Linked DNA regions of Homo sapiens: all the other regions are linked to region 1. A link is a loop called in an ENCODE intact Hi-C map of the cell type or tissue named here. Cell type or tissue: PC-3. All regions are shown on one strand.

Region 1 (8,000 bases):
TTTGAGACAGAGTCTCACTCTGTCACCCAGGCAGGAATGCAATGGCGCGATCTCGGTTCACTGCAACCTCTGCCTCCAGTGTTCAAGCGATTCTCTTGCCTCAGCCTCCCAAGCAGCTGGGACTACAGGCAAGTGCCACCACACCCAGCCAATTTTTGTATTTTTAGTAGAGATGAGGTTTCACCATGTTGGCCAGGCAGGTCTTGAACTCCTGACCTCAGGTGATCCGCCCACCTGAGCCTCCCAAAGTGCTGGGATTATAGGCTTGAGCCGCTGCACCCAGCCCATTTTACCTTATTTCTGTTAACATTTCCATAATATTTATTTGATGAGTTCTTACACTTATCTAAAAGACGAAAAACATTGGCGGGCTGAAGAGAATCAATATGCCTTTCTATATAATAAAGAAAGGAATCCTGACAGTGTGGTGTTGGTACAGAGATGGACAAATACACCAGTGCTACAAAAAGAGCACTGGAACAGAACAACGTGCACATGGACACTTGATGTCTGACCATAGTGGGGACAGGAATCAGTGGGAAAAAATAGATCCTTCTTCATATCACACCCAAAAATAAACCCCAGGTACAAGAGGGCCCAAATGTGAGAGAGCAGTTTTACAAGAAATTCAGACTATCTTTAGTCTTTTAGGGTACGGGAAGGATCTCTTAAATAGGCAAAGATTATATACATCTGAGAGAAAAAGGAAAAATTAAATAATATTAGAATGTAAAGACAATCATTGTACAAGAAAAGAAAACATTAATTAAGTTCAAGCCACAGGCTTAGAAATGTTCCATGTGTAAATAACTGACAAAGGAGAATTTAATAATCAAAAAAAGTAAACATAACAATGTTTAATTTAATTCAATTCTTTTTGAGACTGAGTCTTGTTCTATTGCCCAGGATGGAGTATAGTGGTACAATCTCAACTCACTGCAACCTTCACCTCCTGGGCTCAAGCAATCCTCCCATCTCAGCCTCCAGAGTAGCTGGGACTACAGGCACATGCTACCACACTCAGCTAATTTTTAAATTTTTTTTGTAGAGAAAAGGTCTCACTATATTGACCATGCTGGTCTTGAACTCCTGGGCTCAAGCAATCCTCCTGTTTCAGCCTCTCAAAATGTTGGGATTACGGGCATGAGCCACCATGCCAGGCCAAACGTGGCATGTTTTTTAAAAGAGCAAAGGCTATGAAACGGCAATTAATCCAATATAAGGCCCAAATTGCTAATGAATATATGACAAGATGCTCATCCTTCCTAATCAGAGAAATGTAAATGAAAGCTACATGAGATGCCATCTGACGCCTACATGCTGGCAAAGCTCAAGATGTCTACTGACCTTAATCACTGGCATCGGTGTGCAACAAGGGGACCTTGCAGACACTGGGGGGCCCGCCAACTGCATAAGCATTTCAGGTATCCCATAAAGCTGAAGATGAGTCTCTTTCCTGTCACTTTCCTCTTCTAGAAAAGTCTCTACATGTAAATAGAGACATATGTTTCTTGCTCATTGTTTCTAGCCCTGAAAAACTAGAACAATCTAAGTGTTCATTATCAGGAAAACAGGTAAATAAATGAATGAACAACACAGATATCATCATGGATAAATCTTACAAACATGATATTGAGTAGAAAAATATACTTAAGGGTATGGTACCAAAGCAAACAAGCCACTCTTACACAGTCTTTGTAAGTTACTGCAGATGTATAGACAGCACAGAGACATGCCTGAGAGCAGCTGCTGTGAATCAGGGTCGGGGCCCCTGGTGCAGAGCAGGTTGTGATAGCACGTGTTGGATCCCATGACAAAAGACCCTCTTTAGAGACACAGATGTGGCTGTGACTTCCGTACCCACCCATCCTTCCCGTGACTCACCTCAGATGTGAGTTCTCAGAGCCATTCTTCTCCCACAAGGGGCTCTTCTGGGGACCCAGGTCTGGGGTTCCAGCGAGGTCCTGGTCACTGCAGTCTTCCTGGTCTGTGGCCCACTTGTCTTTGTATTTCATGCTGTCCTGCTGCGAGTCCAGAGAGACGATGTCTGAGGGGGAACTCATCACTCCTGAGTCCTCGGTCGTGTCCTCCGACGCAAAACAGCTGCCAACTGACACGGTCTCCTCCGCCTCTGACAGCACCTGCGGGGCTCCATCCGGGCTGCAGTGGCTGCCAGACCCCAGGGGCAGGCTTACTGGACAAGACACGGCAAGGACAGGTCAGCCCAAACCACTCTGGCGTCCATACTGCCTAACAAGTGTGACATCAGTCTGTCGGCCCCGCTCTAAAATTTGGGATTCAGGGTGCTCAAAGTAAAGGAAGAACCTCATTCAAATACTGCTGAATACTCCTGAAACATTTTAACTCACAGGGAGTCATTTGTGTAAGATTGAGGGCAAAATTTTCCCTCAAAAATCAGTATTTGATTAATTAGCCTTTTACATTGGTCTCCTCTCTATGGCTATGGGCAAGCACATTTAAAAATTCAAACTAATGACATGTTGAATGCAATTGTTTCTAGGCTGGCCTTTGGCTTAATGGAACTTGTTTAATGTGAGATCTTTAGAAAAACATTAAGACAATTAGAGTTTTTGGAAATATAAATAAGCAGACATAAGTATCAGTTTGGACACATCTGACGTGTATTTCATATTTGAAATCTGGCCTGGAAGATTCACGGCCCTACTCCCCAGCTTTTGGCTCTCCCTTAATTTTTACATGTGAGGCCAGTTTCTGTGGTTGAGGTTACCTGGCTCCTATGCACTAAATGTGATTCGCTGCAGGAGTTTGGTGAGATGCATAGAGTGGCAACTTGCTCTCCAAGCCAAGTTCTGTCAAGCCTTAATACTAATGATGGGTAGCACTATGGCTATTCTGCGCAACTACCTAGCTATTTGTAGATAGCAATACATTAAGTGTAAGTAATGGGAGGTCATTATTTTTCTCTTACTGAGCTTCTAGATTCTCTAAAATCACAGAAGCCTCTATGCAAAGAGATGAAATTTGAAGGACAAAAACACACAAGTCTAGCCCAGATGTATATTAGAGTTGTTATTGTTTTTTAATAAAAATAGATTTTAAACTTCAAGACACTTCAGGACATATGATCTAAGCACTATTTATAACAGTCCAGAAAACAAGCACTGTGTTTTGTTGCAGTCCCAGTGTATTTTGTTTTAAAGTCATTCTTCCCCTAAATAGTCACTGGATGCCCAAAGTGAATTAAGACTCCTCTGGGAGTGCTCACTCCACAAAATCATGCACTGAGAGTGAAGTGACATCACAATTGCACTCAACATCACCAACATTTTAACTGGACAGGAGACTAACAACTTATCACCACGAAACCAAAAGAAAATCCCATCAGGTGATGGTATATTTGAGATTCCAAACAATAAAACAAATGAAAGAACAACAGTTTAAAGAATATACATTTCACTAAAGAGCTCCAAGGTAAAGAATAGAACGAAAAAAAGGAATAGTTTAGAGCAGTGTAAACGTACGAGGAGATATGCTGAATGCAGTGATGCTGGTCTGCTGCGACCTCGCTCTTCTAGTTCTCTCCCCAGCTTTTGGGGCTAGACTCTTGTTCAAGACAAATATTGAGAAGAAACGTCGCTGTAGCTCCCTGTTTCCCATCACTCCTCTCTTGCCTTCCCTTTTGCTGCCATCACTGAACAATAAAACCAGCACGTTTTTTCTGTCTATGTTGTATATAAAAAGTATGACAAGAGTAAAACTCTCAGGTCACAGAGACCTGGATTCACACCCTGGTGGAGTAAGGTAATGCTGCTGCCCACAGGGTCCCTGTTGCTAAGTGGGTGCCTGAATGTGAACGGCCCTGTGACAGGGCCTGGGGACACATATTTCCAATCCAAGCATGTGGGCTCTCTGGCACTCACAGCTTCTGAAGGGACAGACACGTACGCAAAGAATGACAGTGCTGTATGGTCACACCAACTCTCGGTGTGCTCCCATAGGCAGAGTGTGGCAGGCTGGACTGAGCGAGGTGGTGGCACACAGTAGGGGCCACACAAATGCTGGTTTAGCCTGGCTTACCCTCTTCCCTCTCCAGGGATTATCGCTGAGGCGCAAAGTGACCTTAACAAATGTGTCCCCACTAGCTGTCTGCTGCCAGGCCCCTTGGAGGAGGCCCTCAGAGCACCTGGTACATGCCCTCTGGAGGCACAGAACACATCGCAGGGCAGAGGGACTCTAACCCACCTCCACCCCTTCTCTAGCCAGTTATAAGATCAGGAATGCTTGTCGGGTGATACATATATATTCCTCAGAAGTTTTGAGGCAATAAAAAAAAGTTGAGAGCCTGTGGTCTAAATTAAGCCACCTGCAAAGCCTTAAATCAACATGGAGTGAGAGGTCACATATTTGGTGCACACACGTGTTAAACCATTTACAAAATGACTAATGCGAGTGCTATTACCAGAGCTCCCCTTTTGCCCAGGCCAGCCCTCCTGCTCTCCATGTGGATAATCTTCCCATGGCCCGTGTGGCCTGGCCACAGCCCTGCGACACCATTCATGCCATTGGTGCAGAAGCAGGTGGGGGTGGGGGGGCCTGCTCTCAGGAGGTTTATCTGCGTCTAGGGAGAAGAGTGGCACAGGAATTGAAAAGACAACTGTCTAAATGCTGGGAGGAGAGGGAACATGGGTGAAAGGCCTTCTGCCAAAGGGGTGGGACCCGTCCAGGAAAGACCAGGCAGACCTCCCCACAGTGATGCCGGCACCTGCTCGGAGTATAGGGTGGGGCAGGGTGTGGCCAAGGGGGAGCACCTGCAAAGGCTTTGAGGAGGGTGATGGAGGCTGAGTGGGGAACTTTCCAGAGAAGCTTCCTGGTGAGCTGTCAGAGAGAGCACAGATCTGAAGAGAAGGGCAGATATTCCTGTGAAGCCCCAACCTGTGTTGGTGTGAGTTTTCAGGCAATTTCTGATCCCTCCTTTCCGAGGTCTGCTCTGTCCTGGGCATCTTTTGTTTGGAATCAGACATGCCCATCTCACTCATCCTGCCCCCACCCCACATCTCTTTTCTTCCTTCAGCTGGTTCCGATGATTAACCCCATGAACTGTAACATGTTTTGACAATTTCTGAATGAGATAATGGTGCAGGAGACTTTTTTTTTCTTCATCAATGCTAAACGGAAACTCAGAACATAAAAGGAAAACGTGGAGCTGCTTGGGCTGCATCGAGGTTGGGGGCCCAGGTCCTGTCCTCCAGATCCTGTGTGTGTCCCATTTCCCACCCTCTGTCCAGCCTCTGAGGGGCTTCCCTAGAGCCAGCGATCCAGGGACCCCAGCCTGAAACCCAGGGGCAGCAGGAGGAGGGCTGAATTGAAAGCCCAAATTGCACTCTGAACAATCCCCTTTCCCCTTTCTGTAAAATAAGCAGTTGGCTCTGACGGGCTCTAAAATCCCTTCTAGAGTGGAACTGTTAACAGTCTTTGAAATGCCAAATCAAAATATAGGATGTAAACACTCATTTTTACAACTGACCAGTGACTAATTAGGAATCTTTAAAAGGAATACAACATTGGCTTTGTCCTTTCTGCTATATTCTGTCTTCCCTGAGAGGGTAAGTCATTATTTTTGAGTTAATTAATGCACTGGCAACTTTGCTATTCTCTTAAGGCATGAACAATCTCTTTGAACTAAAAAGTTATTACTGCAGGATTTTTGCAAATGTGAAAAAGCACACTTACTTTGTCTTTCGCAGAAGCCTAATATAAATTCATGATTTAATTCTCTTCTAAATGAATAGCCACAGAGCCTGAGTAAGGAATATTAACCCTTCTATTGTCCTCCACCTAAATTATATAATCCCATGGTTCAGAGGCCATTACATATCTCTGAATGAGCTTTGGTAAATTCTTCAGCTCAAGTATAAAGAAGAAAATGCTAACTTAGGGCTACTAGTTCCTCAAGTTGAACACAATTATTCTCAGTTCGGTACTAGTTTTTCTTTTACAGAGTCAGCAAAGATAATTCCATCACTAAATGTAAGTATCTTCCAAGTAATTTTGGAATGGATTCATTTTATTGTTTTATTAAACGCAAATTAAAGATCTTGTGTCCTATGATATTGCTTTTTTTGTGGTTCATTAAGAAAGAGGATTTCTCAAAAGCCAGTTCCACCAAATTTATATGGCCCAGAGAAAATGTTTCAATGAAAGAAAAGCTACCTCGCCACCTCACACTGCTGCCTGTGGGTCCCACGGCCACTCACAACCAACAAGCAAAGCTGCACTTCATCTTAACCTGTGTTGACTTTGTTCTCTATGTTCTAGGCACTTGGAAGAAAGGGAAAAATTACAAGGTAAAGTGCTTCTGAACTAGTGATACAAACTGACATAAAGCATTTCAATAATTTTGTGGGGGCCAGGTGCAGTGGCTCACACCTGTAATCCCAGCACGTTGGGAGGCTGACGTGGGCGGATCACTTGAGGCCAGGAGTTCGAGACCAGCGTGGCCAACATGGCAAAACCTTGTCTCTACTAAAAATACAAAAAATAGCGAGGTGTGGTGGTGCACACCTGTAATCCCAGCTACTCGGGAAGTTGAGGCAGAGAATTGCTTGAACCTGAGAGGCGGAGGCTGCAGTGAGCCGAGATCACACCACTGCACTCCAGCCTGGGCGACAGAGCAAGACTCCATCTCAAAAATAAATAAATAAATAAATAGAAATAATTTTTTGGCATATCCCTCCAAATAATTTTGAACAATCATGCATCTCCTTCCATTTTTCATTGACGTCTGAAAATTTCCATCATGAGTTCAGTTGGTTGCAACAGATGTACATTTTAATTGTGTTATAAATACTAATATTTTACAATTTAAAAATATTGTAATTTTTTAAATTGTATTACTGTTTAATATGCCATTTACAACTAAATTAATTGTAAATTGCCATTTACAATGGCAAAAATATTTTGCCATTTAAAAATATAAACAAAGGAATCTGGATATCATAGTATTTTCATGCCCAGGCCCCTCCACGTAAAAATTAGTAAATGAGTTCTTCCTTTAACAGGCAGAATTTTAGAGCATGTCTCTTCTTCCTTGAACTTATTTCCATTTCACTACCTAACAGAATCTTATCCTAACTGAATGTACTTTATGCTTGAGTTTTTTTTTTTATTCATCAAGCCTCTTTGTATAGAATATGTATCTAAGTTAAAATGTAATTTTCATTTTCCCTCACCATAAGCAAGTTGTATTAAATTCCTTTTTATATTGTTTATCCTTGTGCTAATAGAAAACAGCCAACCAAAATTACATAAATGTTCTTAGAAACTTTGACATTTCTTAAGCAAAATGGTAAAATATCATTTGGAACTGCATTTCATAAGTGAGTGAGGCTTTTTCAATTAATTCCTTAAAAATGACTGGATTACTTATTGCTAGCATGAGGCAGGGTTTGGCATAAATTCAGGTCTACTTTTCCTCTTATAGATATAAGCACTAGGCAAAGCTTGTCACATACGAAGGTAAATTAAGGGACTTTTGTTATGGTTACATCATTCCATTAGGTTTCTAAAACTTTTCCTCTAATATATGTCAAAAATCACTTCATTAATCTGTCACAAAAATTATGCTTAATGATCTATAATCTGACAACTCAGTTAGATCCTTTGTCAATTTGGTTGGAAAGAAAAATTGGGAAACCACCTGATGTTCAAAAAGATTCGCCACCAACTCATTAATTTATCTGCTTGATCTTATACCAATATTTCCATTTGTTCTTTTGTTTGAGATCAGGAATAAGGTTTGCCCATCTCAGGAAAGTGCACCCCAGTGAGTTTCCTGATGGGTGAGGGGTATGTCTGTCTTTTATGAAGGAGAAGGAGGGCATCTGTAAAACTGGCATTGGGGAAAAAGACTTGGAATGATGCTGGTCACAGGTGAGTTCTCAGGCACATGAATTCCAGGAAAGAATACATGTGGAGGTATAACATTTGGAAGTGGATTCCCTTGGAAAGTCCTGATTCTC
Region 2 (8,000 bases), 210 kb before region 1:
AGTATCTTGAAAGCTGATGGTGTTTTTAACTTGTTTTATTGTTGTTGTTATTATTTTCATCAAGAGGATAAATGTGATACCTGTTACTCTATGTTGGCCCAAAGTGGAACCCTACATTGCATTTATACATTTTACACATTTTGCTTTCACATAAGACTGTTTGAATAGTGTGTTCTTCAGCTCGGCTACAAAGTTTGAACACTTTTTTTTTTTTGAGATGGAGTTTCACTCTTGTTGCCCAGGCTGGAGTGCAATGGCATGATCTTGGCTCACTGCAACCTCTGCCTCCCATGTTCAAGCGATTCTCCTGCCTCAGCCTTCTGAATAGCAAGGATTACAGGCATGTGCCACCTCATCCGGTTAACTTTGTATTTTTAGTAGAGACAGGGTTTCACCATGTTGGTCAGGCTGGTCTCGAACTTCTGACCTCAGGTGATCTGCCTTCCTCGGCTTCCCTAAGTGCTGGGATTACAGACGTGAGCCACTGCACCCGGCCCAAGGTTTGAACACTTCAGATGTAGAGCTGTGATCACAGTAAAGAAAATGGAGGAGGAAAGAAATGGAGGAGGAAAGAAGAGACCTGGATTTTATTTTTTTATTTTATTTTATTTTTTGAGATGGAGTCTTGCTCTGTCGCCCAGGCTGGAGTGCAGTGGCACGATCTCGGCTCACTGCAACCTCTGTCTCTCAGGTTCAAGCAATTCTCTGCCTCAGGCTCTTGAGTAGCTGGGATTAGCCACCATGCCTGGCTAATTTTTGTAGTTTTAGTAGTTACGGGGTTTCACCATCTTGGCCAGGATGGTCTTGAACTCCTGACCTCGTGATTCACCTGCCTCAGCCTCCCAAAGTGCTGGGATTACAGGCATGAGCCACAGCGCCTGGAGAGACCTGAATTTTATTGTATACAGTCCATACACAAAACTCGGGTGCAACTTATCAAACTCCAATTCATCTTCCAAACTTTCTCTTTCAGAAACACTTCCTATATGAGGTCTTCCTGCAAATGTCTGCACTGCCCTCAAATTAATCATTCCACCTTTGTATCATTTTGTCCAGTTTCAATATCTTGTGCATATTTGTTATTGCTTGTATTATAATTATTTTTGGCCTCATTTTTGTCTTCTTTGACTGCAAGCTCCATGAGGCTAGCAGAATGTGTTATATGTGTTTGGTCTGCAGACTTACCGTGATACCTGGCTCACGGTAATTGTTCTATAAATATTTTTTGCACTAAATTGTATACATATCTTTTATTTCACAAACTACGTCCATTATGTAAGCAAGCTAGTTTTCCTTCTCTTTTAGTAGGAAGAGGGAAAAAAAGTGAAAAATATCAAATGTTTTGCCTAAGATGAATGATCAGGAAATTGGAGACAAGGACGGAAACCCAGCCAGGGCTCTAGGTCTTCCACATCATTTGCTTCTCATGAGCAGTACTGTCCAGCAGAAACTTCTGTGAGGATACAAATCTTCTATATCTGTGCTGTCCAGTATGGTAGCCACTAGTCTCATGTGGCTACTGAGCACTTGATCAGTGTGACTGGGGACTTCCATACTTAATTTAAACTAATTTAAACCTAAACCTAAATAGCTACATGTGACCATTGGCTACCATATTGGACAGCCCAGCTCCATACTGTTGAAGACAGAGCCCTTGTCTTTTTCAACCCTTGAACTGCACATGCTCAACAGAAAAGAAGTTCTGAACCTGAGGGGTTTTTTGTTGATTTCTGAACAAAGAAGAAATTCAACAAAAGTGTCCAACCAATAGTTTTGCCAAACAGAAAGAAGACTGTCTAAAATAAAAAAAACCAAGATGAAATTTAGGAAAAGTAGATTAAAAGATCAACAATAAAAATGATCAAGTAAATAAGTGTTCTTAAAAACAGCCATGAATTTCAAGCCTTGGCAAAGAGTAGTTTGACCTTGAGGTTCTCTGTTCCTAAGTGACTTCCATGGTAAGCGTGGGTATGATAAACACACACACACACAAACACACAAACACACACACACACACACGAAATTGGAGAGGAGGAGGAGGATTGGAACCCAGCCAGGGCTCTAGAGCCCTAGTCTCATGACTTTCACATCATTTGCTTCTCATGAGCATTATTGTACAGCAGAACCTTCTGTGATGATGAAAATGTTCTGTATCTGTGCTGTCCAATATGGTAGCCACTAGTCGCATTGGCTAATGAGCACTGTATAAATACAGATATAGGTATAGACATATGTACTCTTAAAATCTCTTCAATTGAATTGCCTCATACTCCACTTAAGGGGCCATCCATGTTAAAGGTAAGTTATGGCCTCAGCAATGATGGCCAAGCCATTCTGATCTCCTACAATGTTGGGGAGATCTCCTTTGCCCTGCCCAGCTTGTCTGTCTCCTCTTTTTGAAGGGCAGTGTGCTGCCCTTCAAACGGTGCTGCCATAACAAGCCATGTGGCTCAAACAAGAGAAATGTATTGTCTCGCAGTTCTGGAGGTGAGAAGTCGAAGATCCAGGTGTCGGGTTGGCAGGGTTGGTTCCTTCTACGGGTGCTGAGGGAGGTCTGTTCACATGGTGTGGGGAAAAGAAAGGATAGCAGGGGGTTGCCATCAGCGTTGAGGGTGTCTGTGAAGCCCACACTTTTTCCCACTGTGGGGATGGGCTCTGCGCATATGACATTCACCTATCTTCTGTCCAATGTGGATTCCTGGGAGAAATTCTGGAATACATTAGCACTGGAAATTCAGAAATAGGGTGGAGAGAATCTGGTCAGTCTGAACGGAGGACCATGAACTTGAGGCTTCAGGGATGGTTGTATTTAACCAAAGAGGGTGTGGAGAGACTGCGGGGAGCAAAAGCCAGCCCGAGTTGCATTTCCTGCTCCCTGTTTCCGAATTTCACTTCTATCTGAAATCTGCACGTGTGTCCTTTCTTTGGGTTTGTGGAGATCACCCAATATCCTGCCCAAAATTCCATTTTTTCTTGCCCAAAGTCATGTCAGGTGGAATAGCCTTTTGCAACTGCAAGTCTTGGCTGAAACTCAGAAGCAGACAGGGCATGGAGCACAAGAATAGGAGGGTGGAGTATCCTGGACAGTGAGCACCTGCTCAGAGCAGAGATTAAGTTTGAGAGGACTGCTCCTTTTCTCTCCACACCCCCAAGCAAGCAGTAGGTGCCTTTCCAAAGAACAGGTATTGCTCCGTGGTTTCCAGACCAGCTCCAGTGAGTAAGACGAAGCTTTGTTTATCATCACTTCCCCACCCAAACCACACTCAAATAAGCAGTAAAAACCTCGAGACCTTAGTCATCAGTTGAGGTAAATTATAAACTTCTAAGAGTGTGGCTTCTCAGAGATACCACATTTTCCTCATATAATGAGCCTGCAGTTTGTGGCAAAGAATGACTTAAGAACAAGTGAACTCACTGTCTAAAAGGAGAATTTTTATCACTATCAATTGCTCTATGACTGACAGGGCTGTTATTTCTTTTGGTAGCAGAAAGGGCTAAAGTACAGAGAGAAACCCTAGAAATAAACACGGCCTGCGTAATGGCAAGGTTTTGTGTTGCCAAAGTCAAAAGAGCGCGTTCCTGGGTAAGAATCCTTACCCATCTTGCCCCATTCACTGTGATTCTGTAGCATCCAAATCAGTTACAAAAGCAGCCATGGCTGTGTTGGGCTGGGAGGCAACAGTGGTTGAAATACTGTCCTTGTGATAAAGGAGCTCAGAGTGGAAGAAGACGACACTGGCAAACAGAGCATGAAGATTCCCCGTGAGAAGTCCTCCAGATGGAGGAAGTCACGAATCACTTCATGGACACGAGGACCAATGGATTCTGCCTGCACAGGTCACAGAAGACTTCCCAGAAGAGCGGACATTTGAGGCAGATGTTACAGGATGCATAGGAATTGCCAGGCACAGGATGGGGACAATGTTGTAGTCAGAGACTGCGTGGAGGCTGGAGAGGGCATGGTGGGCCCAGTTAGTCACTGGCAATGTGGCCTGGCTGGAAGGTGGGGTATGAGAGGGGGCTGGTGGGAGGGAAAGCCGAAGGACAGGATGGGACTGGGTCACAGTGTGTTCTGGCTGGCATGGCGGGACCACAGAGGCGTCACCACATTTCTAAGTAGTGGTTGATATTCCAGATCTCAGATTTAGAAAATCATTCTGGCAGAAACGTTAAAGATGTATTTGGAGGGTGCTGGCTGCCGGGAGATCCAGTAGCGGGTTGCTGCAGGAACCCAGGCGAGGTATCACAACATGACTTTGAGAGGTGGTCTGTACTTCTATCTGGTTTTGTAGAGCAAGGAGGAAGTTCAATAAGTTTCCATTTTTAAGTGTTTGCCCTGCTGTTAATTTTGTATTGTTACTAGTAAAATTGTTAGAGGCAGCAGCAGAAGGCACATTGCAGATGGCAGAGATATTTTTTCACAGCTTTTATGGTGGATAACAATATATGTGACATTTTCCTCATTAATGTGAGCTTTGCTGTATGATTAAACATGCTAGGCATCTGTGATCTAAAATTACAAATGTGAAGAGCAACAGCTCAAATGTTTCAGTCAATAAATATACAGGAGACAGTCAACATGAAACAACTCCCCCCTATGCTCTCTTCCAGGAGGAGCTGCACTGACGGTGACAGCATTTTTGGCAATGGCTTGGCCTTCATCCTAAGGAAAGCAAGGGAACTGAAATCCCAGACTGCTAATTACACCCTGAGATTCCAACAGAAGAGAGTGGTTTCCATTAGGAAATCTCAATGCTAAGTGCCAACAGGGCTGGAGAGGGAATGGAGGCTTTACTGAGGAAATTAGGGAATTACTGAAGGGAGCCATGGAGGAGAAGAATTTCACTCCACCATTCAGACACAATGGAGAAGTGTGTAAGGTCAGTGGACACATCCAGTGACCAGTAGGCAGGACGCCTACATCTTTTTGCTGAGGGAAGTCTCCCCATTGCATGTGAGTGTGTGAGTGTGCGCACGTACTTGTGTGTGTGTGTTCTGTGCTCCCAGCTAAAGTAGAAGAAGATTCTTGAGAACTCGCCCTCTTCCCACATACTGATCACAGAAGGTGAGAAGCTTTCCCTTTTCTTAACTATTCTGATCTGTTGGCAGAGGCACCTCGAGTCACCATCGAGAACGATTTTCATGCCTGAATCAGCTTAATGGCTGGGGATGCCAGGTTGCTCAGTGATGTCTGGCATGGGTACAGAATCAGGAGTGGATCAGGGCTTCCGTTCTGACCATATGGACACAGTCAGAAAATAGGGAAGTGCAGATTCCAAAAGAGTAAAGAGGATTCAAATCAGTAATGATAGAGAGTGGAAGAAGAAGTCCAGATAAAGAGATTCTGCCAAAGCCATGGAATAAAAATGAGGCTTTTGCTCATGCCGGGTACATCTCCACATTCTGGAAAAAACATGGCATGGTGTGTGTAACGTCCAGTGATGAGGGACTGAGAGAACAATCTGGAGTTGCGGTGGTGGAGAGGAGCGGAGTGTGACATGGTGGTTGAGAGGAGAAAACCAGGGCTGATAGGATTAAGCAGTAGAATCAAGGCCACAGGAATAAAATTGGAGCAAAGATATTCACAACTCCATTCACTCACAATTACAACCCTATAGCTGAGTCATGTTGATATGAGATTTTATCTCTTTTGGGGCATTAGAGCCAGGCTGCTGCTCAGAAATCCAAATTCTCCAGCATTGGCATCAAGGTGCCTGGGTTTGTTTGCTCTGGTCGCCATAACAAAGCACCACAGCTGGGGGACTTCAACCACAGAAATGTATTGTCCTGCAGTCCTGGAGGCTGGAAATCCAAGATCAAGGTGCAGGCAGGATTGGTTTCTCCTGAGGCCTCTCTCCTTGGCTTGCCTTCTGTCTGTGTCCTCGTATGGTCTTCCTTCTGAGTGTGTCTGTGTCCCAACCTCTCTCTTTATGAGGACACCAGTCAGATTGGGTTAAGGCCCACCCTAATGGCCTCATGTTACCATAATTCAATCACATTCTGAGGTCTTGGGGATTAGGACTCCAACATATGAATTTTGGGGGACACAATTTAGCCTTTAACAGTGACCTCAAGACCCTGTGGGTGAACTGATGCCCCACCTCCCAGTGCTTATTCAGAATGCTCACACCGTCATGATCCATGATCATTCTTCCCTGCGCGGGAGATCAGAGCCTAGAACTGAGATCTCTGATAACGTCTCTCCATTGCTGGAAGAGTTCATTGGGCTGTGACTGACCCTCCAGACCTCTAGGAATCAGCCAGCAGGTGACACATGTTGTCCTGACCTTCAGTGAATGCTGCCTGAAGGATGGGGGGTAGGAACAATAGAAGTCTCCCTTTCTCCCTCCACATACACTCAAAAATTGAGCATCTCAAAGGGAAGGGCCAGGCTATCCTCGACTGGGTGGGAGTTTAAGCCATCACAGCCATGTTCCTCCAACCTGACCTCGTTCTCTCCTACCTCACCCCAAATAATCCAGCAAGAGGTGAATCTAGGTGCTTCTCCTTGTGTCTGCTCATGCCTTGTAAGTAAGGGAAGAATGACAGTGACATGCTGCCATGCTTTCAGGCACATTTTTAATGGGTTCAAGTTTCCACTCATCAGTGGCTTCATCTTTATCCTGTGGCCAGCTCCCTGAGGTAGGGCTTAGCCTAGCCTGTGACCAAATGGGTCATCTTGAGTCTATCAGCTCCTGAGGTCTAAGCTGAAAACTTATATGTGAAGTCCCATTGGCTTTCAAGGGAGGCCGAACTTCTATGATCAAGTTAATCATTCGCTTTGCCTTGTTTCAGACCAGTGAGACCCCAAGAGGACAAGACGGTCAAGAGGTGGAATTTGCATACCAAAATCCACCCTGAATCATCAACTGTTCTGTGGTGATTATTTTATAGGTTTTTGTGAAGATTAAATCAGATGGCATATGTCAGGTGCCTGGAATGTGCTGAAGCTGGCACAAGATACATGTTCAAATTCCCTCCATCCCATCTAAGGACACGTACCTGTGGTGAACCATAGACCCTGGTCACAGCTTTGCTTAGGGACAGGTCTGTCCAGCACCAGGAGGTTCAAGCTCAGAGAAAGAGAAGGGAGTTGGCCTAGAAATCCCAGCAGTGATTGACAGGAGAGACCCCCTGGTGGGTGGGACTCCATCACATGTGCCAGTTTCCAGGTGTCTGTGGCAGAAGGCACAGAAGGAACCCACAGATGGGGTAAGAGTGCTGGCTCCCTCCCACCCTTGTTCATGTCTATCTAGGCTGTTCTCTGCACAGCAACCTGAGTGGGCCTGTTATGTGTAGCATGTCCCTTGTCCACTAAAAACTCTCTGATGATTTCCCTTTATCCTGAGTGGAAACCAAAGTCTTTACAATGGCTCGTAAGTCTCTCCTTGATCTTACACCCCTTGATCTCTCTGACTCCATCTCCTATCCCTCTCTGCATTGCTATGCCTGCATATGCCAGGTAGGTGCCCACAACTTGGCCTCTACATGTACTCTTTCCTCATCCTCTAACTTCCCACATGGATGATGGCATGGTCACCCCCTTCCTGCCCTGGTCTCCACTCAGATGCCACCTTCTCAGTAGCCCTCCCTCGCCATTTTCTGCTTTATTATTTTTTTTTATCATGGCACTTATCCTCAGCTAACCTGGAATCATCAACTGTATAGAGCTAACACACTCTATATATTACTCATATATCTCTTGCTCATTTTGTTTCTGTGATTTCTTCTGCCTTGAAAATAAACTCCATGAGGGTAGGAATATTTGACCTTTTGTCTACTTTTAGTGCTGTATCCCCAGTAGTCCTGGCACATAGTCAGCAAACAAAAATTGAATGAATGAAATAAATGAATGTCCTGAGAAGAGAGAGGCTACCATCCCCAACCTGCCCTATTAGCCCGTCCAGCTGCAGATGGAAAGACCTCAAGTCTAACTGCAGCCAAGCTCATTGCAACCAAGTAGGTGCAGGTTATACAAGCCCCATACCTGTGCTAAATGG
Region 3 (8,000 bases), 180 kb before region 1:
GGAAGCGTCATCACATGTCGTGGCGGATACAATATTGAGATCTCCAGGCTTAGCAGACCACGAGTGCTGCGTGCTTCGCGATGGAAACAGGTGTGAACCTGAGATGGCAGTGATCACATGAGTGGGGGCCTGTTGATGCAAATGTTGAGTCAGCTACTTGGACACTGTTCGTTTTTAGCAGGGTATTCCTCACAGCATGCTAATTGTCATTATTATTCTTGTCAATGTTTTTTTGGCTAAGGAAATAACAAGGAAGCAGATTCTGAAATTGGACACAGGATTGGTAAAAGTCCTGTGCACATTGGCAGGTACAGCAATGGGACTTTCCAAACGCTCTTTCTACACAAATTCTCTTGCCAGCTCAGCGCTTTGAATAGGACGTATCCTGAGGGAATGTTTCCCAGATCCACAGGGAGTGGCCCTGGTACGTTCTAGTATATGGAGCTAGATTGCTCCCTTTAAAATAGTTGTTTTGAATTAGAAATAGCCTTATGTGCTAACATGATACTAATACCTTTGATATCTCTGTATTTCTGTTACTATTTTATTTCCAGAAACATAATTCAAACCTTTTACTTGTTTAGTTTTCCACTGCAATTTACTGATAAAGTATGCTGGCTAAATTGCTTATGGTTTATGTTTTACAGTGACTAACTTTCTAGCTCCTAAGAGCGTTGGTATTATTGCAGAAAAACCTATAGCACAAAGGGCCTGAGCTTCCATTGGGAATCTTGGGGTAGGTATCTTAACCTCTCAAAATTATGCTGACCTCATATGTATTGGATAAACAATTATTCATTTTCTCACTCAACTCACACATTTATTTATTAATGCAAGGAGTTTCCATTGTATCTATCGATAACCCACTGTCATCCACTACCTTTGACTCCATTCATTTCTATAAGGAGAACAGCCACAAGGGTTCTCAAATTCTTTGTAGTGAAAGATCAGTTTGATTTTTATTTTTGACTCATTGCAGATTAATCTTTTTATAAAGTAAAATAGAAATAAATTACTAAAAAAAGATGCAAATGATAAATCCCAACTTCTAATTATTAGGTTCAACATACATTCAATAGGTATAATTACCATAACTATGCCACAATTGCTCTGAAAGTTTCTGAACATTGTCAATATACATCTCAATTGCAGCTTGGTAACTGATGGTTTGGATATTCATCCCCTCTAAATCTCATGTTGAGATGTAATCTCCTGTGCTGGAGGTGGGGCCTGGTGGGCGGTAGTGGATCATGGGGGTGGACCCCTCACGAATGGCTTAGCACCATTGTCTTGGTGATGAGTGAGTTCACGTGAGAGCTGGTTGTTTAAAAGTGTGTGGCACCTCCTCTCTCTATCTCTTGCTCCCTTTTTTGCCATGGGACGTGCCTGCTTCTCCTTCACCTTCTGCCACGATTGTAAATTCCCTGAGGCCCGCACCAGAAGCAGATACCAGCGCCATGCTTCCTGTACAGCCTGCAGAACTGTGAGCCAATTAAACCTCTTTTCTTTATAAGTTACCCAGCCTCAGGTATTTCTTTACAGCAACCCAAGAAGGTGTAATACAGTAGCAAAGAGTTCCTGGACCAGCGTCGATTCCGCAGACTACACTCTGAGTAGCCCTGGAGAAGAGAGATCCTTCTGTGGACTTCCCATCACAGCAAACAGCAATACTGTGCTCCAGCCAAAACCCATGGTGCCGTCCTGGGCAAATTTGGCTTTCTCAGGTTGGTCCTAAGTTGGACCTGGGGGCAAAAATTAAGGAGGCTGTCAGTTATTAATGAGGTCTCACTGTTTGGGACTGATTGTTGCACTGGCTATTGTTTGGCTTTTTTGGCTGGTTGCTAGAGCCCTGGGGCTGGCTTCCCGGGCAGGTTGCTGGGGGATGTGGGTCAGATTCTATTTTTATAGATGGTCTGGCCATTGTCATTTGTATATTCAGTCTCTCAGCGGGGATGAGGGTGGGGGCAGAGTCTACCATACGCTCTCCCCGACCCCAAGGTTTTGTCTTCTTTTAAGTTGTATCACACATGCCTGCATCAGTTGCATTACATAATGACAAAAGAAATAACATTATACAGCAGTCAATGCTTCCAGATATGCTAGCATAAGCCCCAAACTATTAATATATGTTTTAGTTTGTTTGGACTGTTATGAAAAATCTCTGTTGTTTACAAACAACAGAAAATTATTTTTTTGCCCTTCTGGTGGTCGGAAAGTCTCGGATTCGTTCAGGTGTCCGCTGAAGGCTGCTTCCAAGGGGCGCCTGTTGCTGCCCTTCCCGGGAGTGAGCGCCGTGTCTTCCGTCCTGCGGCGGAAAGCAAAGGGGGCAAACTCTGTGTAGCCTACTTTATAAGGGCTATGATCCCATTCAGAAGGGACTGTGAATCCCACCCATGACCTAGTCACCTCGTAGAGGCCCCTAAAGCTCATATAAAAGGCAGCACGGGTGCAGGAACACAGCTTCCAGGGGCGCAGGGGATGGCCTGGCTTCTGTGAACTGACTGGCGAGATGAGGCTTTTTGGATGAAGGATTCTAAGATGTATCTCTTTCGAAAAGAGCACGGTTGAGACTGAGACGCACAATACCTGACTGGCTAAGTATGGCAGTGGGCTGGGGTGGCAGTGGTCGCAGGGCTTTAGGTCTTGACACGATGGGGAACCGCGGCAGCAGATGCAGCAAAGGCAGTGAGGCCAACCGAGTCTCTGGGTCTGCAGCCGGGAAGCTCTTGCCTTCTTGGGCAGCAGGTCTGTCTCCTTGGTGCTGGGAGCCTCCTCTATGAGATGGGGCTCCATAATGTGGCTCTACGTTCCCTTTCTCCTCCAGTGTGGAAAAAAAATCCCTGCGTGACACACATTTTTTTCCATATTGGAAGAGAAAGGGAATGCAGACCCATACTGCCTGTGTGCCACACACCATTTGCAAATTAGTAATAACTGTGATATGCACTCATTCACTGAGGGTGCTTTGGACCTCTCTCCCACTCTCCATGAGTGGATGCTACATTTTTCCATAATCTACTGGATCTGCCATTTCCTAGGGACTTGCCTTTTTCCCACAAAACAGAGTTGAGGCAAAGGAAAAGCCAGCCCAGGTAGAAGAGGCAACAAAGGCAAGGGGTGGGGATCCGCATCATGATTTCAGGGAACAGCAAACGTTCCATGGGACTGGAGCCCTGAGTCTGTGAGGAGAAATGAACAAGTCTACCACAGTCATCCAGAATGAGAGGCAAAATTATGTCACAAAAGGTGTGAGTGGGAAAACTGGGCCCAGCGGCAGATTATTCCAGGAAGGGATTGTGCCTTTGTATGTCTCTGCAATGCTAACCTCAATGCCAGTTCCTCAGAGTGTTACAGACATTTGCCATGCATCTGTTACTCAAGTGCTCTGCTCAGAGAGGGTCAGTCTTAAGCCCCCAGGAGCATCCTGTTGTGAATCGGTTCACACTTCTTTGAGATGGGCAAGAGGGAAATGTGATGTATAGGGAGAAGAGGGGTGGAGGAGAGGTTCATTCCCCTAGAGAAGCTGATGGAGACAACCCAAGCTTTAAATAAATCAACTCTGGTCCTTTAAACAAGAAAAGGGGATTTCATTACTATGTTGGTCAGCTGGAGACAGCCCTGGGGCAGAATATGTAACCTATTAAAGAAACAAAACCTCTTGTAAATGCCCTTAAAGCCAACACAGTTCTGTTTAATTCAAATAAATTCTCTTTATCTCTCTAAAAGGGCTTTCTAAAAACTTCAAGCTTATACTTTAATAAAGTTAAATCATTTATATGTAGAGAAATGCAACATTTCATTGCTATAGTACTTTCTATACCTCAGCCTTTTCTTTAATTTAGTCTTTTAATTCAGACTTGCTGAATTCGAATCAACAGCAGAGAGCAGGAACTTTGGAGTCTTATTTACCTGGGGTTCCTCCCCATCTTTCATCTTGGTGGCTGGTCAAGTTAGCCAGCCTCTTGAAGCCTGTGGTTTCCCCTTCTGTACACTGAGGACAATAACAGGACTCATCCCAATGGGCTTGCATGAGGGTCACATGAGGTGATGTGTATTATGCACTCAATGTGCCCAAGACATTTGTGCACGTATTATTATTAAGAACAAACCACAAAGTGGGGTTTACTTTTTGATAGCTTCTTAGTTCTGAGGTAAGTTTATTTCCTTGCTAATATTCCTTTTATCACATATAAAAGAGGTGTGTCTAAATCTCACTGCATCATTATGAAAACATGGCTCACAGTCGAGTCATGTGGGTGGTAGCCAGACACTGTGTCTTTGTTTGGTCATTTAGTGATGCAACCCTTGAAAAATTCTCTCTCTGATAATTCTGTTGGGAACAGTTTCCAAGCCATTAAAATGTTATTCTTCCAAATCCTCCTGCATCGGCAACGGGAAAAAAGACAAAATGCAGTGTCATTTGGGCTTTGCCTAAAATGAATTGAATCCTCCTCAGCAACAGATAGAGTGTGAAATTGATCATGAATTTTCTGAAGTCAGAGTCGTGACTTGCTGATGACATGTGTCACGAATGCAGGTAGAGGGATATCTCCTTAGCATAATTTTCATGGGTTTGGAACTGGAGGTAACTTCTACAGGTGACTGGAGCAGGAATTTACACCTGCAGGGACCAAGGGAAAAGATTTTTTCAGCAAATGAGTGACTATTGATACTTCAGAAAAAACATTTACCTGAGAGAGTTAAGCATTTTGCAGATATTTATTTACATAGAAGTAGTTGGAAATTAATTACAAATAATCCTTATCTATTTTTAAAGCAGTTCCACTAGGGAGAAAACTTGAAAGTCTCGTACAAGGTTATTCTATGCACAGGATAGAAATTTGGAGCCAAAAGAACAAATTAATCCATCCTCCTAATTTTGCAGATGGGAGAAGGCAGGAAATAGGAACCCTGTCTTGGATCATAGAAGTGGTGGTGACCAATGAGGGCCTAGAACAGGGACAGCAAACAGGCTTCTTCTCTGGCCCTGGCTTAGTGGATTGGAAGGGGTTTCATGGACCCCTGTTAGAAGGATATGCACCAAGGACATGACAGCATAAGGGCAACCATGGGGGGCCATTCCTGGACCACTGTCTAAATTACCTATGTTAACTAACCAACATTTATTATACACCAACTGTATGCTTTATCTAATTTTTTTCAACCATGCATACTCCCCCTAAAGGTATGAATTCATAGTCCAGTATAATCATGGCATATCTTCCTAGAGCTTCAATTTTACTTGGTGGGTAGATAATTTACAATGAAAATTTTCTATGAAAGCAAATGGACTAGAAAGCCAAATTCATGTGAACAATAAAACATGCAAGTTAGGGACATGTTATGGTTGTAGTTTTAGACTCTGCTCCTGGGCTTCCCTGTGTAATCCACTCAGAGATATTTTGGCAGAAAAATTTGAGAAGTGGATCCAGATAAAGTAGTTGAAGTTTATTCCTGGAGTCACACATCCTGGAAGGGGTGGCATGGAGGTCTGTGTAACTGAAGAACTGTTGTGCTTTCTGTTACAGAGTCCAGAGTGAAGGGAGGAAGCCTTGAGTTTAAAATCAAGGGCACTGGAACCAGATCAGAGGGGAAGGCAATATTATGGTCTGCCTACTGTGAGGCAGCCACAGCAGAGACTTGAGTATAAATTCAACACAACCATTTTCAACACGTCTCTGAACATGGAGCCCCCTTAAGGTCACATGGCCTACCCACCTTTATAAAGCCTACAAAGACCCTGGATCTCCTAAGAATATAGGGTTTGTTTTGCTGGAGAACAGAAAAGACAGAAGTAGGGGGTGATGTTTAAGTATAGTTTTAAAAACATCATGGGAGACATCAAATGCCTGGCAGAGCCCAAGATATTCTAAGCATTTCTTTGTTTCTGTCTCTCCTTTTTGGCTGGCTTGGACATGCCAGGTTTCACTATATTTGGAGACAGCTAGTTGAGTTCTTCCGGGGTCCCTATGATAACTGGGTGGGCAGCCACAGAACTCCAGATTCCTCTGTTGTGATGGAGGTACGGGAGGGCATCTCTCGCTGTGAAATGCTAGGGCAAGAATTCCACAAAGAGAATTTGTCTATTATTGACGCCTTGTATGTCTCCATAGAGAGGTGTGTTGCTCGGGGAATGTGTCAGCCAAGAACCTAAGGTCACTTGGATAAGCAACCAAAGAAATCAGACGGGTACACATCAGAAGGATGTGGGTAGAAGAGAATAGTTAGTACCAACTGTGAACCCAGGATATCTGAGAGAGGTCTCAATCAATTTATAAAGTTTATTTTGCCAAGGTTAAGGACGTGCCCACGACACAGCCCCAGGAATTTCTGACGACATGTGCCCAGGGTGTCTGGGGTACAGCTTGCTTGAATACATTTTAGAGAAACATGAAATATCAATCAATATGCGTAATATGTACATTGGTTCTGTCTGGAAAGGTGGGACAGGGCCAGGGCAGTGCCAGGTCACATTCTTTTGAGTCCTTGATCAGCCTTTCCCTGAATACACAGTTTAGCCTGGCTCGGTGAATCTGTATTTTCACATAAACAATAGGGCAGAGGAAGCAATCAGATATGCATTTGTCTCAGGTGAGCAGAGGGATGACTTTCTGTCCTGCATCTGTGAAGATAAGCTGTCAGTTTACATTGCCAGGGTGAAATTCAACAGAACTGTTTTAGGGATGAAGGTCTCGAGGCCCACATGAGTTTCCTTGTGGGTAAATTGCGAGGGAGATATGTAGCTTTAAAAAATATATATATATATTTGTAGCTATCTTACTTAGGAATAAATTGGGAGGCAGGTTTGCCTGATGTAGTTTCCAGCTTGACTTTCCTCTTGATTTAGTGATTTTGGGGTCTGAGATTTATTTTCCTTTCACACAACTATAAATATTTGATTTAGAAAAGTGGTTCTTGAGCATAGGGGCTAAGATGGCCTAGTAGAAACAGCTGCAGTCAGAGGCTCTCACTGAGAAGAATGAAAATGGCGAGCGAATCCTGAACCAGCAACTGAGGAATCCTGGGACTGACTATGCGGTTGGTGCAACTCATGGAAAGCGAGGAAAAGCAGGGTGGAGCCATGCCCACCTGGTAGTCATATGGGGCAAGGGGAGCCCCCACCCTCAGCCAAGAGAAGCATTGGGTGATTGTGCTACCCCACCTGGGAAACCACTCTTTTTCCATAAATCTGTGCAACCCACAGATCAGGAAATCCCCCTCATGAGCCCATGCCACCAGGGCCTTGGGTCCCAAGCACAGAGCTGTGCAAATTCTCTGCTGCCACTAGGCTGGAGACTGCTTAAGACTACAAGTTCCTGGAGGGAAGGGCGGTGGCCTTCACTACAGCTACAGTCTGCCATTATTCCCTGCTTCTTCTGGGGAGACTGAGCAGTTTGGACCCAGGAGGAATTCCCCACAGCACAGCACAGTGGCTGTGGCAGATCATGGCCAGACTGCCTCTTTAGGCTGGACTGTGACCCAGCCCTCCTCGCTGGGCGGGGCCTCCCTGCAGGAATTTCAGCTACCCCAGCCAGGGGTTTACGGACAGAATTCTGATCTCCCTGGGACTGAGCTCCTGTGGGGAGGGGGCCACACTCTCGGCAGATCAGCAGATTTAGTCTTTCCCCCTGCTGGCTCTGAAGAATCTGGGGAGTTCAGACAAGCGGGACTCCCCCCAGCGCAGCACACCCCCTCTGCTAAGGGGCAGCCAGAGTGTTTTGTTAAGTGGGTCCTGGATTCTGTGCCTCCTGACTAAGTGAGAACCCACAACAGGGGTTGCCAGGCACCTTATACGGGAGCCTTCCCACTGGGATAGGTCTGGCGCCCTTTTGGAAGGCAGCTCCCTGAAGAAAGAGCAGGCAGCCATCTTTGCTGTTCTGCAGCCTCCACTGGTGACATCTCTAGGTGTGGGAGGGACCCAGGCGAATAGGGTCTGGAGTGGATTTCCAGCAAACTGCAGCAGCCCTACAGAAGAGAGGCCTGACTGTTAAAGGAAAAAC

The links. Peaks named below come from ENCODE experiments on the same cell type or tissue, not always from the same donor. Only the 100,000 strongest peaks of a DNase experiment are listed, where the experiment ranks them.
Region 2: a loop joins it to region 1, with 4 times the contacts of the local background. A loop is called at or near these places in 2 of 110 quality-filtered maps.
Region 3: it touches region 1 in a loop (10-fold over the local background); 3 of 110 quality-filtered maps call a loop at or near these places.

The regions. Positions count from the first base shown.
Region 1 is chr7:51,041,499-51,049,498 of GRCh38, forward strand. It overlaps COBL (cordon-bleu WH2 repeat protein), which reads right to left. Exons shown (of 13, transcript NM_015198.5): 8 at 1,885-2,194. Among named protein-coding and RNA genes, the nearest start is that of GRB10, 260 kb to the left of the region's middle. In PC-3, no CTCF peak of the experiment used is centred here; a DNase peak (open chromatin) is centred at 4,363; H3K27ac peaks cover 1,864 bases.
Region 2 is chr7:50,829,668-50,837,667 of GRCh38, forward strand. No RefSeq gene overlaps it. Among named protein-coding and RNA genes, the nearest start is that of GRB10, 51 kb to the left of the region's middle. In PC-3, no CTCF peak of the experiment used is centred here; a DNase peak (open chromatin) is centred at 3,254; H3K27ac peaks cover 5,182 bases.
Region 3 is chr7:50,865,288-50,873,287 of GRCh38, forward strand. No RefSeq gene overlaps it. Among named protein-coding and RNA genes, the nearest start is that of GRB10, 86 kb to the left of the region's middle. RefSeq lists an enhancer at 2,563-3,063. In PC-3, no CTCF peak of the experiment used is centred here; a DNase peak (open chromatin) is centred at 4,254; H3K4me3 peaks cover 733 bases; H3K27ac peaks cover 2,237 bases.